Linked DNA regions of Mus musculus: region 1 is linked to region 2. Evidence: chromatin loops called from intact Hi-C (ENCODE). Cell type or tissue: left cerebral cortex. All regions are shown on one strand. Each heading gives the region's core, and the rest is flanking DNA. Links, peaks and the distances in the headings are about the cores only.

What was found. Peaks named below come from ENCODE experiments on the same cell type or tissue, not always from the same donor. Only the 100,000 strongest peaks of a DNase experiment are listed, where the experiment ranks them.
Region 1: it touches region 2 in a loop (4-fold over the local background); 4 of 42 quality-filtered maps call a loop at or near these places.

Annotation. Positions count from the first base shown.
Region 1 is chr8:91,209,096-91,219,945 of GRCm38, reverse strand. It overlaps Rpgrip1l (Rpgrip1-like), which reads left to right. Exons shown (of 26, transcript NM_173431.2): 26 at 1-2,916. Gm36243 (a long non-coding RNA gene) reads right to left here and starts at 9,363. Exons shown (of 6, transcript XR_003947579.1): 1 at 9,055-9,363; 2 at 6,185-6,248. In left cerebral cortex, for the core only: no CTCF peak of the experiment used is centred there; DNase peaks (open chromatin) are centred at 1,493, 2,260, 2,769 and 4,845; H3K27ac peaks cover 2,013 bases.
Region 2 is chr8:91,267,002-91,275,001 of GRCm38, reverse strand. Rpgrip1l (Rpgrip1-like) reads left to right here. Exons shown (of 26, transcript NM_173431.2): 13 at 533-712; 14 at 1,274-1,391; 15 at 4,451-4,903. Gm36163 (a long non-coding RNA gene) reads right to left here and starts at 1,255. Exons shown (of 5, transcript XR_003947578.1): 1 at 936-1,255. In left cerebral cortex, for the core only: a CTCF peak has its summit at 6,856 (motif pointing right); DNase peaks (open chromatin) are centred at 1,305, 1,893 and 4,557; H3K27ac peaks cover 1,425 bases.

The sequences.
Region 1 (10,850 bases), core at 316-8,315, 55 kb after region 2:
TGGGCTACCTTATCAATAATTTATAGCAACATGATAGCATGAAGCATCTATTTGCATTTGCCACATTTTCTTATGAAGAACTAGGAGTAGTTCCCATTTTTATTTTTCATAAGTAAAAGCCTAAAATCTTAGGAAACCAATGAAAAAGAAATGCTTTTTATGTTATCCCTAATTGTCCCACTAAATGGAACGCCTCTGATTAGTCTCATTAAGACTTTTATACTGTGAAGATTTTATTAGAAGCAATATATGAAAATTACTTGGATTAATGTGTTAATCTCCCTCTTTAAAATGCTAATATCTACTTTATGCACATTAAAGCTCAGTATGCATTTTCTTTGATGCATACAGTTTCTATCAATTAAATATAAAGAAGGAGACTTGGCACCAACTTATTAAGTTACTCCCAGTCCTATTTTGTTTCTTTATAAACATTGTAGTTGTTCCAGGTTATGTGGTATCAGTGCATTTTTGATGCTGATGCTGGATCCAGGGTTGTATTCATATAAAGATGGATGGATGGATGGATAGATAGATAGATGCACAGGAAATCTATACTTTAAAAATTAAAGTTATTGTATAGAAAAAAATTAAAGTATGGCTCAAATTCTAAAATGCTTAGATATGAAAGGAGGCCCTTTATCATTTTTAAACTTACATCAATCAAGCTTATTCAGTGCTGGGATGTATCTGGATATCCAGACCCTCAGAAAGCAGCTCCAAAAGTTAATTTCTCGCTTTTACGCAGTCTCGCTGAAGGGTTTAATTGATATTTTTAATGGAGCTGTGAATCAGTGCTGCAAAGGAATTGTCTCTGGGGGTCTGAGATATAATGCATTTCATTTTTTAATTTACTTTTTTATTTGTCATTTTCTTCAAAGGATTTTTATAGGCTGTGGGTTTTCACTGTTTGCAAACAGGCTATTCCTTTTTAAGCATATGTAAAGTATTCAGGGAGATAAGTAATTTATTAAAATCTACCTAATTTGCCGTGCTATATTAAATCTCTGCTTCAGTGATCACAGACCATTTCATTTAGAGAATTAGGCATTCCCTCTTTGTGTGATTAAAGTCCTGGAAAATGAGTTCTTTGCTCCTATTTGTGAACATTCAAAGCCTGCTAATGGCAGGAAGATGGAACAGATTATGAGACAATTCATTACAGTTCAACAGGGGGAAAAGCAGCTATAATGCAAAAATGCAAGTATGAATATCAGCGTATAGCTGAACCATCTGTGCTCCAACAGCTTCGGTGATGACTCCTCCTTGGGAGGCTTTGAAATGACATCCGTACGATATTAATTTGTTGGCGCACTCTGTGGGACCAGTAGAGTATGATCTGACCACAGAACTCTATAAATTCTGTCTGTACCACTGGGCACCCCTGTCCTCAGGCCTGCCATCTCCAAGAAGAATCTTGCTCTCATCAGACTGAAAAATCTTCATAACAACTCATTCCTCTGGAACCTTCCAGTGACCACAAACATCTGCAGACAAAGGCTCTCCAGTTCTAGTAAACAACCACATGTTTGTTGTCACTTTAGCTGGCTCTGAGCTCATCTTCTTGGCCTCCCTTTCTAGCTTTCTTTGGCTTTGTGCAGCTACAGTGTCATTAAGACCCATAATATTCCCTGCAGTAATTTAAAACAGCCAGATTATACCCTAGGATTAGCCGAGTGGGTTTGAGACATTTATTGTGGTGTGCTCCTAGGAGGCAGGCATTATTGTTTAAAATGTTATATCCAAAACTAAATAATGCTTTCTCTGGGGGGGGAACGGGGTGGTGCTGACTTCTTAGCGTCCGTCGTTAAGTGGAGACAGGAAGTTACAATCCAAAGACCTTCTACACGTGAGTCAGCTGTGTCATATTTATACCTCAGGTAAGATTGTGGATTATCCAGGCTTCTCTTATATCTACTAGCTTTAAAGTTCTCAGCCTCAGACTCCTGCCAGCGTTCCCGGTACTGACTTCACATATAACGGTGACTAACGGGTTCTGAAGAGAGAGATCAAGTGAGTGTCCTCACTTGAAGTGCACTGGCATCTTTGTCTAGATGTGTGTTAACCAGAGTTCATTGAAAAGTTCACCTCCACTGGTTTAAAGTGCTGTGCTGTCCTCTGTGAACCAGGCTTGCTCTGTAGAGGATGGCTGGGAAGTGGGGGTTCCACTCACACAGACACAGCCCTGGAGGAGAACTTGCAGCTCTCAGTAACTGCACAGTACACTCAGCACTCTAGAGCTGTAATGCTTTTAGTTTGGAAATATAAATAGAGATGTGATGTGGCGTGTGGGACAGTGTATTATACATGGTTTTTTTGCCTACTGTAGTAGAAATGTCAAATTCCCAGCCACTGTCATGAGAAGCAGTTGACAAAAATAAGTTTTATGGTTTACAGTGTGGTTTACGTAGAGAATATTTCTCTTCACTCTCGGTTTCAACATGTTTTCTGAATTATCATGGTTTGTTGCCATTTAACTTAAATTAGTTTTTTTAAGAATAAATAGAGTCTATGTTTAATCAAATAAAGAAAGGCCACATTGAAATTCTGCTGTTCCTGCCATTCATTTGTTACCACAGAACACAAATAATTTCTATGTGTCATGAAGAAGTGTGGGCTGAGACGTGGTCATGTGATTTGGGAGACTCTGCGTGCACCAATGTTCCCACAACAAAACATAAATTATTTTAGTAATCTGACATCAAGAGCTGTGACAATGAAAACCAGCTCTTACACATGTTCTAACAAGAATCTGATTAACATTTTTGTGGATATGGAAAATAACTTTTTTTAGTCAAGCTGGCACTGTTGCTGAATTTAGAATGATTTCCTTATGTACAGGATTGCAAAATGTGAATCATGTCTGTGAACAAATATGAGAATAAAGTGTGATCTTTGTGTAACATAAAACACCAAGGAAGAGACTTTGGGTTGTGAAAGGATCAAGTGATTGACAGTAGAGAGGTGGTCCTAGCAGTAAGAGTGTACATTAGTAAGTCACCCACGCCCAAAGGCCTCCGACTACCTTAACAGAGAGAAGCTAGAGCCATGATTTGGTATAGAGTGGGCACCACACCTAATTAAATCCATGAGTAGGGGCAACAGCGTTACATCCCTTCTGTTCCAGAACCAAACAGCCTCAAGGTCAACCAGAAAATATCAGAGTAATAGAAACAAACATTTTAAAGCTAAGCATACAGAATTAGAAAATATCCTCTTTCATCTGGCAAGGGAGAATTTTTCACTTCCGTCTCAAAATGTTGCCAGAGGATGGCACCACATGATCCCACTCCTGGAAGCCCACACTACCGGTATGGTTCCTTTTGTCCTAAACAGTTTTCATTTATTTTTCTTCCCTTTCCTCTTTTTTATTTTATTTTATTTTTTACAGGATTTCACTATGCAGCCCTGGTTGGCCTGAGACTCACTATATAGACCAGGCTGTCCTCAAACTCATGGAACTCTGCCTGCCTCTGCCAGCTGAGCACTGGGATTAAAGACAAAGTCGGCTTGCACCATCTACCCTGACACTGCTTTGTTTTCCAAATGCTTTGTGCTCGGGAGCGAAGTCAGGCACTGTCAAACAGAATGTGGCTTCCCCTCTGAGATCTGTACCTTTTTGACCCTTCACACTCTCTAGACAACCATGGTCTCATTACTATAGCAGCCTCATTTCTCCGTTCACTAACCCATTCGTTTTTGTTTGCTTTTAAATATTTATTTTCTTTTTAATTATGTATATATGTTTGTCATTGTGTGGGTATGTGTATATGAGCAAGGGTGTCTGCAGAGGTCAGGAAAGGTTGTTCGATGCACTAGAGCTGGAGGTATGGGACATTGTGAGCTGTCATGCAGGTGCTGGGAACCAAACAGACCCTCGGCAAGAGCAGCAAGTGCTTCTAACCACTGAGCCATCTCTCCAGCCCCTATTTTCTTTTCTTTTTTAAATTAATACTTTAACTCTTATCTTCCTGTCACCCATTCTTTCCATTCTTCTATTCAATCAAACACTTGCATCTGCCTGCCTGACTACCGTTTGCTGGGCTGGCTGCTTAGCCTTGGTTTTCTAGACTACCTCAGTATGCAGCTCACGCTGGCCCGGAGCTCGGTTACTTAGCCCCAGCTTCCTTGAACCTGTGAGCCTCCTGCCCAGTGCACTTAACTTTTGAAAGCGGACACACCTCCTTCACTCCTTCCTCTCTGTTTGCTTGGTATCTTTCTTTGGGTATCAGCCTCTGTGGTAATTCCTGGGGCTTCTCCATATGCTCCACTGTACAAAGATTTGTCTCTATTCTTTGGAGATGGCAGTGGGAGGGGGTTACTGTACAGACGAACCTGGCATTCCTGGCTTGAACTCTAAGCCTTCCTGCCTCAATCTCCCAAGTAGCTGGATGGCAGTGCATGTCACCATTCATGGCAAAGACTTCATTTGCATGGCGGGCCATCACAGCCCTTCTGGAACTGATATTTGTACCTGAGCTTCAGGTCACAGAGGCAGACCCTCAGGCAGCTCTCCAGCAGCCCTGGTCAGGAAGCAAAAAGGACGTTTTATAAATGTCTAAAATAAACATTTTTCCAAATTCAAGATCTTTGGTACAGATCTGCTTTGGCATAGGTTCACATGTTATTAACAGCAAGAGAATTTTTGGAAGAATGCTTGAGATATCTATTCACACAACCAAGATCGACTTCTCTCAAACCCAGACAAAGAAGAAAGAACCCCAGACAGACATACCGAATCTATACACATTAGGGCAGCTTAACTACTTCCCTATAAGACTAGGAGAGTTCACAGTAGAAAACGAAAGACAAAGGCTTTGTACTGTTTGAGGGAGCAGTGGGCCATGGATGTGTGTGCTCCAGCATGAGTGCACCAAGAAACTTGGCCTCAAAATACAGCAAGCAACAGGCAAGAGAATGTTACAGCTGCGTTAATTTTAGTCATAGGTTTTAACCTCCCCAGAGAGGGCAGATCAGAGATGTTGAAAAGGCCTGTTTAGCATAATCACAAAGCTTAGACAGAGATAGAACACACATGGAACATTCAAAAGAAGATCAACAGCATATTCAACCATAAAGGAAATCTGTTTCCAGAGGCCTCAGATCTTGTAGCCCACACTACTCTAAGCAAAGGCAATGAAGTTAGAAGCAGGTAGCAAAAAACGATAGCTAAGACACAAGACTTTCTAAATTCTAAAATGCATGTTTTCATTTTCAGTCGAAAAAAGACCTTAGCATGTTATTGTCAGGGATTCTAATGGGACATGAAATAGCCCACTGTAGGACAGAGGGACAAGCAGAACCTACAAATACTTTTGTGCATTAATGAGGGAAATAAGTAAATGTCAGCTCAGAACCCATCGCCAGCAAAGCCTGGGCTGCACACACCAGGAGGGCTGACAGAATACAAGTGCTGGAAGAGCACAGATGATGCCAGCAAAGGAGAGGGACCAGCCAACCCAGAGGCTGAATATCGAGAGCAGGTGTGAGTGAGGCCTGCTGTTGTGGTTTGTGTCTAGAATGTCCCCTAGAGGCTCATGACTTAAAGGTGTCATCAGCCTGGGTTGCTATTGGAAGGTAGTGGATCCTAGTAAGAAGAGGTTCAGTTATTGGGAACGTGCTCTTAAGGAGATATTGAGCCCTAGCCCCACCCCACCCCACCCCCCAGTGTCCCAGATGCCCACTGTCTTCCATGCACTCATTGCTCTCATGCTCTGCCTTTTCACAGGCTGGAAATGACATGGCCAAGTGAAAACCTGAAGCTGTGAATCAAAATCAATTTTATCTCAGATATTTTTTTCATGGCAGCAGCAAACTAACTCACTTGGCAGAGTCAGATCTTTAGATCTAGGGGAAGAGGAAACAACGTGGAGTGTGCAGGAACAGATACAGCAGCTAGAAGGCCATTTTGGAAAAGGGAGAGAATCCTTGGAGATATTTACTGAAATAAAGGAGGAAACCAGGTGAAAACCATGGCTCCCCAGGAAACACAATAAATAAAATTAAATTGTCAATAAAAAGTGGACATTTCCTGCAGAAACTAAACAGGCTGTGGCAACAGAAGAGGGCATTGTTGAGCTAAGAAGCTTGAGTTCTCCCAAACCCTTCTCTATTGGGAATTGCCTTAGTTGGTCCAAGAACATCCAAAATAAAGGTTCTAACAGAAAGGGAATTCTGTACTCACCTTCCATAAGAATACAAGATGAGGATCAAACCTTCTTAGCAGCTGTCAGTTGGGACATCAAGAGCTGAAGACAACGAGACAGAGCCACCCAGTTACCCCACCAACCAGTAGTCTTCCACATCTGGGCATGTTTGTTTGCTATGTTTTTTAAATGAATAAAAATTTTAAAAATAACACAAATACCAAATACCTATACGCTCATTATACACCAGAATACAGATGGTTAAAGTCTCCTGCTACACAGCACCCCTAATCCAGACCTGTTTCTCACCCACCAGTTTACCATTTGTATGTAAACACATACACATGCCCACAAAATATGTATAGAACTGTTTTGCTTTTTATTTACATAAGTGTCAGACTGCAGACATTGTTTATACAGTTTGCTTTTTTCCACATAATTTTTTTAAACCATGTTTTTGAAGTCTACCCTTGTTTCTAGCATTTCAGTGCCAAAATAGAGGAGTCTGTGGTTTTTAAAATGAACCTTTCGCAGCAGGATGGCGTTCTACCAAGTGTTAGTGAATTTGATGGTCTGAACCACCCTTCTGTTGAGACCACTAGACATAATTTGTCAAAAGTGTCATCTGGCTATCTGGGATGTCACACTACAGGGTCCAGCCTAATGACAGCCTTGAGGACAAGTCTAGCACTGGGGCTGCTCTCCTCAGAGGCACCTGCCAGGTTGAACATGAGCATCAAAGACTACACAGAACCTTCATAGGCTTCTGGGTCTTGAAGGAAAGAAGTTGCTATTGAACTACAGACCCAAGTCCTCCACATTTCAGTCAGGATAAAAGCCTAAGACATCAAGACAATGGTAATAGAAAGCAGACCATCCAGTCTGGACCCGTTTCATTCTCCCCATCTTTGAATGATTAAGGTAATCTCAGGTTGCTGGGACCACAGCCTATCACTGTCAGAGACATAACTCTAAAATCTACCCTCTACATCCTCAAATTACTATTTCAGCTCATAACAATGTTTGCAAAATACACATTTAAAGTAGTAATTCAAGGAGTCAAGACTACATGGCAAGGCAATATCAAGTAGCAGTCACCTAGTAACTTCCAAGTAGCATCCAATATGATGTCATACCAAAAAAACAACCTGCGATGTTCCGAGGAGGATTTGGACATTATTTTAAGATCCAAGTGTAAATTCTATAAGCAAAAATTGCAACTAAAAATAAGAGTTGACTAGAGCCAGGCGTGGTGGCACACGCCTTTAATCCCAGCACTTGGGAAGCAGAGGCAGGTGGATTTCTGAGTTCAAGGCCAGCCTGGTCTACAGAGTGAGTTCCAGGACAGCCAGGGCTATATAGAGAAACACTGTGTCTTAGTCGGGGTTTCTATTCCTGCACAAACATCATGCCCAAGAAGCAAGTTGGGGAGGAAAGGGTTTATTCGGCTTACACTTCCACACTGCTGTTCATCACCAAAGGATGTCAGAACTGGAACTCAAGCAGGTCAGAAAGAAAGAGCTGATGCAGAGGCCATGGAGGGATGTTCCTTCCTGGCTTGCTCATCCTGCTCTCTTATAGAACCAAGACTACCAGCTCAGAAATAGTCCCACCCACAAGGGGCCTTTCCCCCTTGATCACTAATTGAGAAAATGCCTTACAGTTGGATCTCATGGAGGCATTTCCTCAACTGAAGCTCCTTTCTCTGTGATAACTCCAGCTGTGTCAAGTTGACACAAAACTAGCCAGTACACCCTGTCTTGAAAAGCCATTAAAAAAAAAAAAAGTTGACTGGATAGTCTAATCATATACCACTAAAGAGATCTGGTGCACTGGAAATAGAGAACACTAAAGAGAAGGGAAGGGGAGGGATTTATGGTCACGTGGGAACTTACAAGTCTGAAGAGACAGGAGAGGAAAGGAAACACAAAAGTAGCTACCAAAAGTAGTTCAAATCTCAGCAACCACATGGCGGTTCACAACCATCCATAACGAGATCTGACGCCTTCTTCTGGTGTGTCTAAAAGACAGATACAGTGTACTTACATATAATAATAAAATCTTTTTTAAAAAATTTCCAGAATAAAAAAGGGCAGATTTACGAATGATTTATTGCAGAGCCAGCAGTAGTTCAGTTCGTAAAGGCACTCGTCCCATGCCTAATGACCTGAATTAGCTCTCAAACATCCATTTGGGTCTTGAAGGGAGAAAATTAGTATTAAAACAAGTCCTCCACAATTTGAGTCTGGACTCAGAAAACATGAAACTCACATAATTATGGCCTCTCTCCCATCAATCACAAGCTTTTTGCTAAGTATACTGGAGAAATGTTCCTCTTCCTGCCCATTTTATGAAGTCGGCTGCTACCAGGTCTGGGGATGCAGGCATATGGAGCTGTGAAAACAGGGTCATCTGGAGGCCACCAGAGTAAAGTGTTCCAGTACTGGTATGGTCTAGAACCATTGTGACTCGGGGAGCAGGTCTCTTGAAGCAAAGTTTGCGGCAATGGCTCTATGTTGACCTTAGCAGCACTAATGGCTACATGTCTTTTATAGTTGGAACATGAATACTTTCCAGAAAGTGTTTAGAACACCTAGGTTATCATGATGACAGGCAAGCCAGTTGCAAAAAGAGGGATGCGGATGGTTCAGTTAACAGGACCCCACTCAAGGCAGCCAACACTAGGGATGGTTTGGCAACTATCATTGAAAGGGTCATCGATGGAACACCTCCCTGCCACCACCACCAACAACAATTTAGCTTATTTGAAGAAAAACTAAACACTAAGGTTACTATCATTCACATGTTCAAAAGTGTTTGACAGTGGTGATCCCCTAGCTGATGAGTCTCAGAAGTGTAATATAGTATAGAAGTGTAAGAAGTACTATGCTACATCTTTTAGACCTACCTCTCAATCTTTACCTTCACCTTTTCACGAGTGTTAGTAGTCTGAGCAAACTCACGGCCAATGGGATCAGAATGCCCTGGAAGAATACTTATTCCCTTCTCTGTTGTTCTGATGGACAATGGAGATGTATTCTATGTGGATCCTCAAAGGGTCTAGCAGTATCAAGCCACAGCACTCATAGAGGTAATCAATTTTAAAACACAGCTGTGTGTTGACTTCTCCATCCAATCCTCTTATTCCTCCCAGTCCCTCCTTCCTGGCTCAGAGACTGTCTGCAGGGAAGCCTTGTTGAAGATCTGCTTACTTTCAGGAAAGCCAGGCTAAGAAGACAGACCATCAGAAGTGGCCCTATGAAGTAGGTCACAGGAGTGGGACTTGTGTCACAAGTGAGATTTGGTCACTCACCAACCTGATTGGGGGGGGGGGGAATGACATCATTAATGATAACTGATAATGAAATAAACTCATTTGGTAAATTCCTATCAGTGATTAACTGAAATAAATATGTGAAGAAATGAAGTGGGGGCTGGAGAGATGGCTCAGTGTTTAAGAGCACCGACTGCTCTTCCAAAGGTCCTGAGTTCAATTCCCAGCAACCACATGGTGGCTCACAACCATCTGTAATGGGGTCTGGTGCACTCTTCTGGTGTGTCTGAAGAGAGCAATGGTGGTATATTTATATACAAAAATAAATAAATAAATCTTTAAAAAAAAGAATAAAAAAACTTTAAAAAAAGAAAGAAATGAAGCCTCATTTATCAGCTATGTTTTGGTTTTATGCTGCTCTTCTTGGGTTTTCAGCAGGTGATGGTGTACACCTTTAATCCCCAGCACTTGGGATGCAGAGGCAGGCAGATCTCTGAGTTTGAGGCCAGCCTGGCTACACAGAAAAACCCTGTCTCAAGAAACCAAAGAGAAAAAGAAAAGCTTTTCAGAGGATGGAAAATTGCAAAAGCAAACAGCGGCTTGAATTCAACAGAACATTGCATTACAACATTCCTCCTGCATCAAGTAAGAGTAAACCTTTGCACAGGGCGTGAAATCACAAATCAGGAATCTTAAAACTCAAGTGGAAGTTGAAAACCTTGGATTTCTAAGGTGGGGAATTGACTTTAGGAAAGAATTTGAAGAAAAAAAATTAACTCTGAAGTAAAGTTACAAGATACCTCAGAGGGGAAAAAAATACAGCTAAATGTAGACTGAGAAAAGGTAGTGGGTAGAAGGAAAGAGACGAGAGACTGGCAGAAAATAAAGTAGAGATCAGTGAAAAAGCAGGCAGATAGACCCAGAGGAAAAGTGGGACCAGAGATACTGATAATAAAATACAGCGATTCTGAGCTAACATGAAAGCGCTAATAGGACAGTGCCCCTGCAAGAAAGAGCTGCCCAGCAGGTAGGAAAAATTGCTTCCAAGCATTCAGCTTTGAAAAACCTGAGCAGTTATCCAAGTAAAACCACTCAAAATTACAGCAAAAGAAAGCAATCCTCTAGTGTTCTAGGCAGGAGGGGGAGCTTACATGAAGAGACGAAATCAGATAAACATGAGAGCTCTCCGGAGCAAAGATGCAAAGCAGACAGTGGTGAAGAAGCCTGTCACAAAGCTGAGAGGACATGCCAAGAGCTCCTACTCCACCAGCCGTCCAATATTAGGGGTCTAGGGAGGTGGCTTTCACTGCAGTGACATTGACATGACATAAAACTGCCTATGTGAAAGTGAACAGTTTGGTGGCATTAGTTCATTCACAGTGTCATACAACCACGTCTTTCTACTTTGCAAACATTTCCATCACTCCACA
Region 2 (8,000 bases), core at 1-8,000:
TTAGTGCAAGTGTGTGTATGGTAGGGGAGGGAGGAGAGAGAGAGCAATGCTCAGGAAATGGTTAGTTACGGCATATGCATATTTCATAGTGACATCAAAGACACATTAAAATAGACCTCAGCACTCTTACTTAAAACCCTTTAACCTCAACAAACACTTTATTTTTACCTGGCCCACTGTAAAACAAAGCTTGTCTTCTAAGGTGAGGTGTTGAACCATAAGTCAAGGCCTTGTCTAGTTCTGAGGAACATATACACTTTTTCTGTTTATATTATAATGCACATTTTAATCAGATGAAAAAAATTGTCTGTGGTTTCATTTTTGTTATGAAGGTTATAAACTCTTTTTATTTCTCTGTAATTGTTCCAAATGTCTGTGCATCCATATATATTAGCACTGTTTTAGTCATAGTAGAAAAATGGAAGATCATGAGTTCAACTGAACGTTTCTTGATTTATCATGTTAAATCATATGGCCATATTCTGTACATCCTTGTTTCAACTAAAAAAAAAAAACTGTGGTTTTACTTTAGGCTCAAAAAGAACAAAAAAATGGAGATCTTTCATTTTTAGAAAAAGTGGACAGCAAAATCAATAAAGATCTAGACCGATCCATGAAAGAGCTTCAAGCAACTCATGCAGAAACAGTACAAGAACTTGAAAAGACAAGAAATATGTTAATTATGCAACATAAAATAAATAAAGACTATCAGGTACTGTCTCACTAACTTGAGAAGGTATACTTTCTGTGATATTCTCCTGATGGTTGTCAGAGAAACGTTTTGCGTTATCTTTTATTATCTATAGTCACCTACTATTAAATATTACTAATACATTCCTGGCTTTTAGCCCTGTAACTAGAGAGTTGAGATGCATAGTATAAAAACAAATGATTCAAGCCTTGGCTTTGGAGGAGCCTAGTGGCAGTAATCTCACCTGTATTCAGTGTTGTCACAGTTTTCGTCCTAAAGCCCGCCAGGCTGTCCAGGTCAGCACAGCAAAGGAATCAACACACTGTCAGCTCTCTGACAGGAGGGCACCATGCTTTAGAGTTTCCGATAGTCATCCAGAAGATGTGAAAAATCATCCTGGTTTTGAAAATTAACGAGGAGTGTTTGATTCATTGCATGGTAGCTTTAAATTTTTATCTAGAAATGTTTGATTCCTAGCATGGAAGCTTTAACGCTGCATCTTAAAATGCTCGGCTCAAAGGCCCTCTGACAATGCAAATAGGATAATTATAAGCACTGAACCTCTCTGTCTCTTATTTTTAGATGGAAGTTGAAACAGTGACTCAGAAAATGGAAAATTTGCAACAAGATTATGAACTCAAAGTGGAACAATATGTTCATCTTCTCGATATCAGGGCTGCACGCATCCAAAAGCTTGAAGGTACAATGTGCACAGTTTTATGGCAGTTGAAAATGCCTTCCAAACCCTTGATCGCAGTATCTTCCTGCTCATTTTTCCCCCAATTTGAAGCTGGAATAAGTTACCAGAAAGACTTATTTCATCTGATTCTTTTCTACTCAGGAATTTTTAGTAGGATTTTTCAAGAATTTACTGTTTTCAAATTCAGGATTGTAGGCAAGCTTTCAAAGCACTATATAAAGTGTCACAGCCTCAAGTCTCACACCGGTGGCCTTTGTGATTTTTCTTCTATGCACCATGTGTACCTTAGCCAGCTCTGTGCTAGATTCACTCTCCCCACTTCTAGCACCAGTTCCTGGCCTAAACTTCCTTTCTTCCTTGACATCACAATATTAAATATCCTACTGTGTCACACAATCTAATCTGGTGCTTAGAATGGCAGGAAGCTGGCTCTGATTGACTCAGCCACCATCCCTTTACCTGAAATACCCTCATAGTGATTTTCAAATTTCAGCAAATAGGGAAATCATCTAAGAAAGCCATGTGTGGCAGTACACACGTGTAATTCCAGCTTTTCAAAGGACAGTGTGGGAGGAACCCAGGTCTGACGCCAGTTTGGGCACAATGATGGGTTCCTGGGCAACCTGGGCTATCTGGAAATCTATTCTAAGAATATATCTAAACACAGTCTCCAGCTGTTTCTGTACTTTGCATCTCAAGTGATAGTTATCTCTATGCACTTCTCCCAGCTAGACTCCAGAACAACCCTTGGCTTCTTTCTGTCACTTTCCCTACCGTGTGTGTGTGTGTGTGTTTGTGTGTGTGTGTGTGTGCAAGCGTGCAATGGCTTCATAATTTCTATATGAAGTCTGTGCATCTTGGAGACAGAATGGGTATTATAGTGTCATTGTGTCATTGATAGTTGCTATGGTATAAGTGTCTTCCCTAGAGTTTCTCCATTGGAAACTGAACCCCAAATGGAATCACGTTGACAAACAGAATGTTTAAGATTTAGTTAAATCATATGGCTCTGCTCTCAAGAGTTGATCAATGCCACTATGATGGAAGTGGGATTCACTATTAAACACTGGGTATATTGTAAGTGAATGTGGTCCCTTCTGCTTTGGGATAGCATATCGAGAAGACCCTTGCCAAATACAGAACATTCAAGTTGAACTTGTCAACCCTTACAAGTAACTAGAAAAAGTGCATCTCTTGTGTGGGAGTGTGGCTCAGGGAGAGAAAGCATGTTTAACCAGTGCAGACCTGCACTCAGGTCTCCAGCACAACAGTCTGTGAAAGCAGTACAAAAAGATCAAGACGATGCTTGCTGCATTTTCTTGCCATATGTTCTTTCCAGTACTAGCCTATGTTGTCTGAGTCCCTTAAGGGCAGGGCTTCCATCTCCCCATCTGTGTTCTTTCTTTCTAGCAGTTTGCTTCGGACCCTGAGAGGCTTGGTAGTGCTCGTGGAGTGAATCACGGATCACAGGGCGAAGGCAGAGCGTGCCCGTAAAGGCTTGCAGGGACTTGAATGAAGTCTTCACTTGGTGACCTCCCTTTTAACCAAGAAAACTGCATTAAACAAATTTTATTGATTACTATTTGGAAAAAAAAGGACAGGGTGCTCTTTGACTTCTTGGAAAGTTCTGTTTAGTCAGATCAAGACACTTAGTTCTTCTTCAGAGACAAGAAGCTCTCAAAGTACAGTCTGGGAAGCCCCAAGGCTCTCCTAAGCTGATGCAGAAGTCTGCAAGGATAAGACGAGTCTTAGAGTAGCATTAATAATGTGATTTTTCATTTTTATTCTCTTACAAGTTTATAATGGAGTTTCTCTGGGACTATATGATGTCTGATATCATAACAAATTAAACACGGCCACAGATTCATATTCCAGGTGTTTTCAAGATCCTTAAGACATTTGTAAAAATATTTTTAAAAAACATTTCTTAAAAGTTGAAAAGATTAAAATAATGACACTTTTCTCGTTTTTTGGAAATTACAACTTTGAAAGAATAAATACTATGATTTGCATTAACATGTAATAGGTTGTTATTATTTTGTGTATTAAAAGATTTAAAATTAATATTTGAATATTTAAAATTAATTTTTCTTTTCAGTATGATCAATAACAAAAAGTATAAATTGTTATCAAAAGACTTTTGGGATCCTCAATAACTAAGAGTATAAAGTCGCTTAGCTTTGTAGAACCCAACAAAATAGCAGAAAAAGAAAAACCCCAAAGGATGGGGAGAAAATGAGAGAAGGAGGGGACAATGACACAGAAGCAAAAGAGAGTAATAGTTTAAAACGGAGAGCACTCATCAGGTGGAAACAAAAAGAAATAGCAGAAGACCCAGCAGTGCCAGATCTAGAGCTGCACTACCTCCTGACATCATCTGAAGAGGATCTCAAAGCGGGGGGGGGTGGGGGGATCTTAGAGGAGAAGTTGGAGACACATTTTATTCCAAGCTGTGCATATACAAAGATGCATAACCTATAAAATTAGCCTTATAAAATGTAACTGATGTACCTTTAACTGCACATTTAAAGAATAAATTTGTTTAGTTTAGGCCTATGAAACTATTAACATAATCAATATTACTTCCCCCAAAGTAGAAGCAGACATGTCTTAGTCAGCTAAAGAGGTGGTATCCAGGAAAAGAGAGATTGACTTTGTAAGAGGAAAGATAACAGATATCGCAAAGCTGGAGGAGTGCACGGTGCCTGTGACCTCAGCTCTGACTCATCTTTCTTGTTCCTATTCCTGGCTAAGGCTACCTTAGCAGCACACCTTAACTGTAGGTGTGCTGCTTCTCATTTTCAGTCTTCAACTGTAAACTCATGAATTACAGTTGCATATATTTTGAAGTTGTGATTTTGTTGTTTAATGACTAGTGTTAAAGCAAGTCTTGGGGGGTTTTGTTGTTGTTAATGAGCACCATTTGCAGAGAATAACAGTACAGTTATAGACTGTAAGATGGAGAATATTCCCTGAAACACCCAGACATCCGGCCACTGCAGAAGCTCATTTGCATCTGCATATGTTTTAACATCTCTAAAATGTGTCTTCTCTTGCAGCCCAGTTAAAGGATATTGCCTATGGCACTAAGCAGTACAAATTTAAACCAGAAATCATGCCAGATGACTCAGTTGATGAATTTGATGAAACCATCCACCTAGAACGAGGAGAAAATCTCTTTGAAATCCACATCAACAAAGTCACCTTTTCTTCTGAAGTCCTTCGGGCATCTGGTGATAAAGAACTTGTCACTTTCTGTACCTACGCTTTCTATGACTTTGAACTGCAGACTACTCCCATAGTGCGAGGCCTTTACCCGGAGTATAACTTCACTTCTCAGTATCTGGTCCACGTCAATGACTTATTTTTGCAGTACATTCAGAAGAACACTGTCACGCTGGAGCTCCACCAAGCCCACAGCACAGATTACGAAACAATTGCAGCGTGTCAGTTGAGATTCCATGAGATTCTAGAAAAAAGTGGTAGAATTTTTTGCACAACAAGCTTAGTTGGTAAGTACAGTTTATGATCTTTGGATGTTTTAATATCTAGGTTGGATTATGCGTTCACTAGCATACTAAATTATTCTTATCTCACACATTAAGGGCATTTTGGGTAGGGACAGTGATCTTTCCTCACAAGTGACTGAACTCTCTTTAGTGTCATGAATGATGGTGCAAATAGCTATTAATGCTTCCAACCATTATGAATGGCCATTAAACTTACAAAGTCAACTGCTTACTTTGAGATTGAGACTCATGCTTAATTCAAATGTTAGTTGTACTACATTTCTCATGCTGATAAGGACTTGCCAACACTGTTACTGCATTCTAGGAATAGTAGTTAGTGGCAAATAAGGCAGACAAAGGCTATGCCTAGAGAGGAAGAACACACACATACACACACACACACACACACACACACATGCATGCACACCAACTGTAAAGTTCAGAGTAGCCACCACAGGCCCATGGTATGTAAAGAAGAGAAATAACTAAGGTAAAAAGAGCTCTAGCAGACATCCGAGTCATGTGCAATCCAGACTTATCACCAGCACACATCACAGGAAAGATGAGTCCACTTCATCTGGACCCTCCCCCAACGTCTGAGCACATAACTGAAATCATGTCCAAAAGAAACCATCTTAACACTTCATCTTGTTTGTTCTCTTTTTTTTTTCTAATGTCTCATACTTTTCTTTTCATACACTTGTTGCAGTAGTGTTTTCACTTGACAATATTGAAAAATTAGGGTTTTACTTATATCTTTAAATATTTAATCTAATTTTGTTTATACATGTATTATTGGGGAATCTATTTCATTTTCAACTTTTTAAAATTGTTTTTTATTCTTATGTTTCCACTCTTTTCTTCTACCAAAATACTTTTTAATTAATTTATTATTTTTAACTAACAATTTTATATATGTATATTTATGTATGCATATACACACAATGTATATTCAGTGCCCATTACCCTCTTTCATCCCCCCATATACTTTTGACCATGTTTACAGGACAAGCAAATATTCTCTCCCATAGAGCAATCCCCAAATGTATTCAGATAGCAGGTGGTTACCTCCAAACCAACCATGGCACTGTCATACCTGTAGGCATTTCTTGCCCAGGAGGTTAGTATCATAGCCTGTAAAGTCCACACAGTGTATGCCCAGTGATGGCTTTTCTCCTTGCAGCTGCAGCACTGTCTGGCACTGTGGAAGCCAGCCACCAGAGGGAAGCTTCCAGCTTAGGTCCAGGTTCATTCTCCTGTGTCCTGTATTCAGAGTGTGTGATGAGCCCACCAATAGTGTTTTACCATTTAGTTCTGGGGGACAAGAGCAGTGGCCATAGCCTGCATTGTTTTCAGAGACTCTGGGGCTGCCCTCAGCGACACCTCATAGAGATGCAGTTCTGTACCTGGCCCTGAATATCATGTTTTTTTTTTTAATAAGATAAAATAAAATAAAAATAAAAGGCCTGTGGGAGCATATGGTCTAACCATTTAGGGACTTCCATTCAAGTCCTTCATGTTTTTTCATTATGTTTTAGTTACCTTATAAAGTACAGGCTTTTAGCTCTCTGTCACCACTGATTGTGTTTACCCCCCCCCCCCCACTATAGCTCTAGGAAACCTTTACTTTATCTTACAGGTTTGGGAGTTTTTACATTAGTCATATCCTTATAATTTTCTAATCTTTTTTAAGCTTTCTTCTTTAGGAAGGGAATCTCGTTGTGGTTGTTGTTGTGGTGGTTGTGGTGGCTGCTGTTGTTGTGGTTGTTGTTGTGGTGGTGGTGGTGGTAGTTGTTGTTGTTGGTTTTTTTCTCTTCCCAACCACAACACTCTTCCCAGCCCCATATTTTTCCTGTCTTTATTTAACCCTGATCTCTTTGTTTACCCTTTCTTCTTAAAAGATTTATTTATTTTTATGAGTGCAGTGTAGCTGTCTTCAGACACACCAGAAGAGGGCATCAGATCCTATTACAGATGACTGTGAGCCACCATGTGGTTGCTGGGAATTGAACTCAGGACCTCTGGAAGAGCTCCTAACCACTGAGCCATCTCTCCAGCCCTCTGGCTCCTTTTTATTGTTTCTACTTCCACGTTTCCCCTAAACAGTGTTTAACTTGATAGCACACTCCACAGTAGTTTCCCATCTGCCATGGTGTGGTGGCTGCTGGTGTGACAGTGGACTGTAATTCATTTAAGTTGTCTTTGCTCTCTGATACTAGGGAATGGGCCCTCAAGTGTAAGCTGCTCACTAAGGAAATCCTCAAATAAAACTGGGATCAATATCCAAGCAAATAGAAACACAAATCACAGACAAGAAACATGAAAAGGCAAGAAGAAGCATGACTCCTCAAAATCACAAGTCTGCCGGGCATGGTGGGCACGCCTGTAATCCCAGCACTCGGGAGGCAGAGGCAGGCAGAGTTCCGAGTTCGAGGACAGCCAGGGCTACACAGAGAAACCCTGTCTCAGGAGGGGGGGGGGGTCACAGGTACTTAAGTCCTTAACTGCTGGACACCAACATACTCAAGGGGGTGAGAGCACTGGTGAAGACACCAAGGGCTCACTAATAAAAGTTACGAGTAGCTGTAAAGAAGATACACAGACAAGATTAATTCAGTTTAGCACCTGGAGAAAAAGTTCAACAACACTGAGGAAAAAGTCAGCAAAATGGATTTAAAAAAATCCAAGAAAATTAAGATTTGGAGGGGGTGGTGGAGGCAGAGAGATGGTAAAAGGGAAAAATTCAGTTTTTCAAAATTTAAAAACCCACAGTGGAAAATGTCACCAATAGACTAGACTCAGCCAAACAGAGGAGAGAATATCAGGGGTGGGGTCAAGGTCAAGGAAATACTACATTTAAATATAAGTAGAGAAAAAGTTCCCCAGTCCCACCCATCCCCATCCCCACAGCTGCATGCTGCTTCTACTCATTCTCCTGTCCTCTGGGCTTCTCTCCTGTCTCCCCCCAGTACCTCATCATGTCCCTCCTTTCCCCTTCCCATCTCTTCTTCCACCCAGGTCCTTCCCTCTTCCTCGCCTGATTATTTTCTTCCCCCTTCTAAGTGGGATTGAAACATCCTCACTTGGGCCTTCCTTGTTA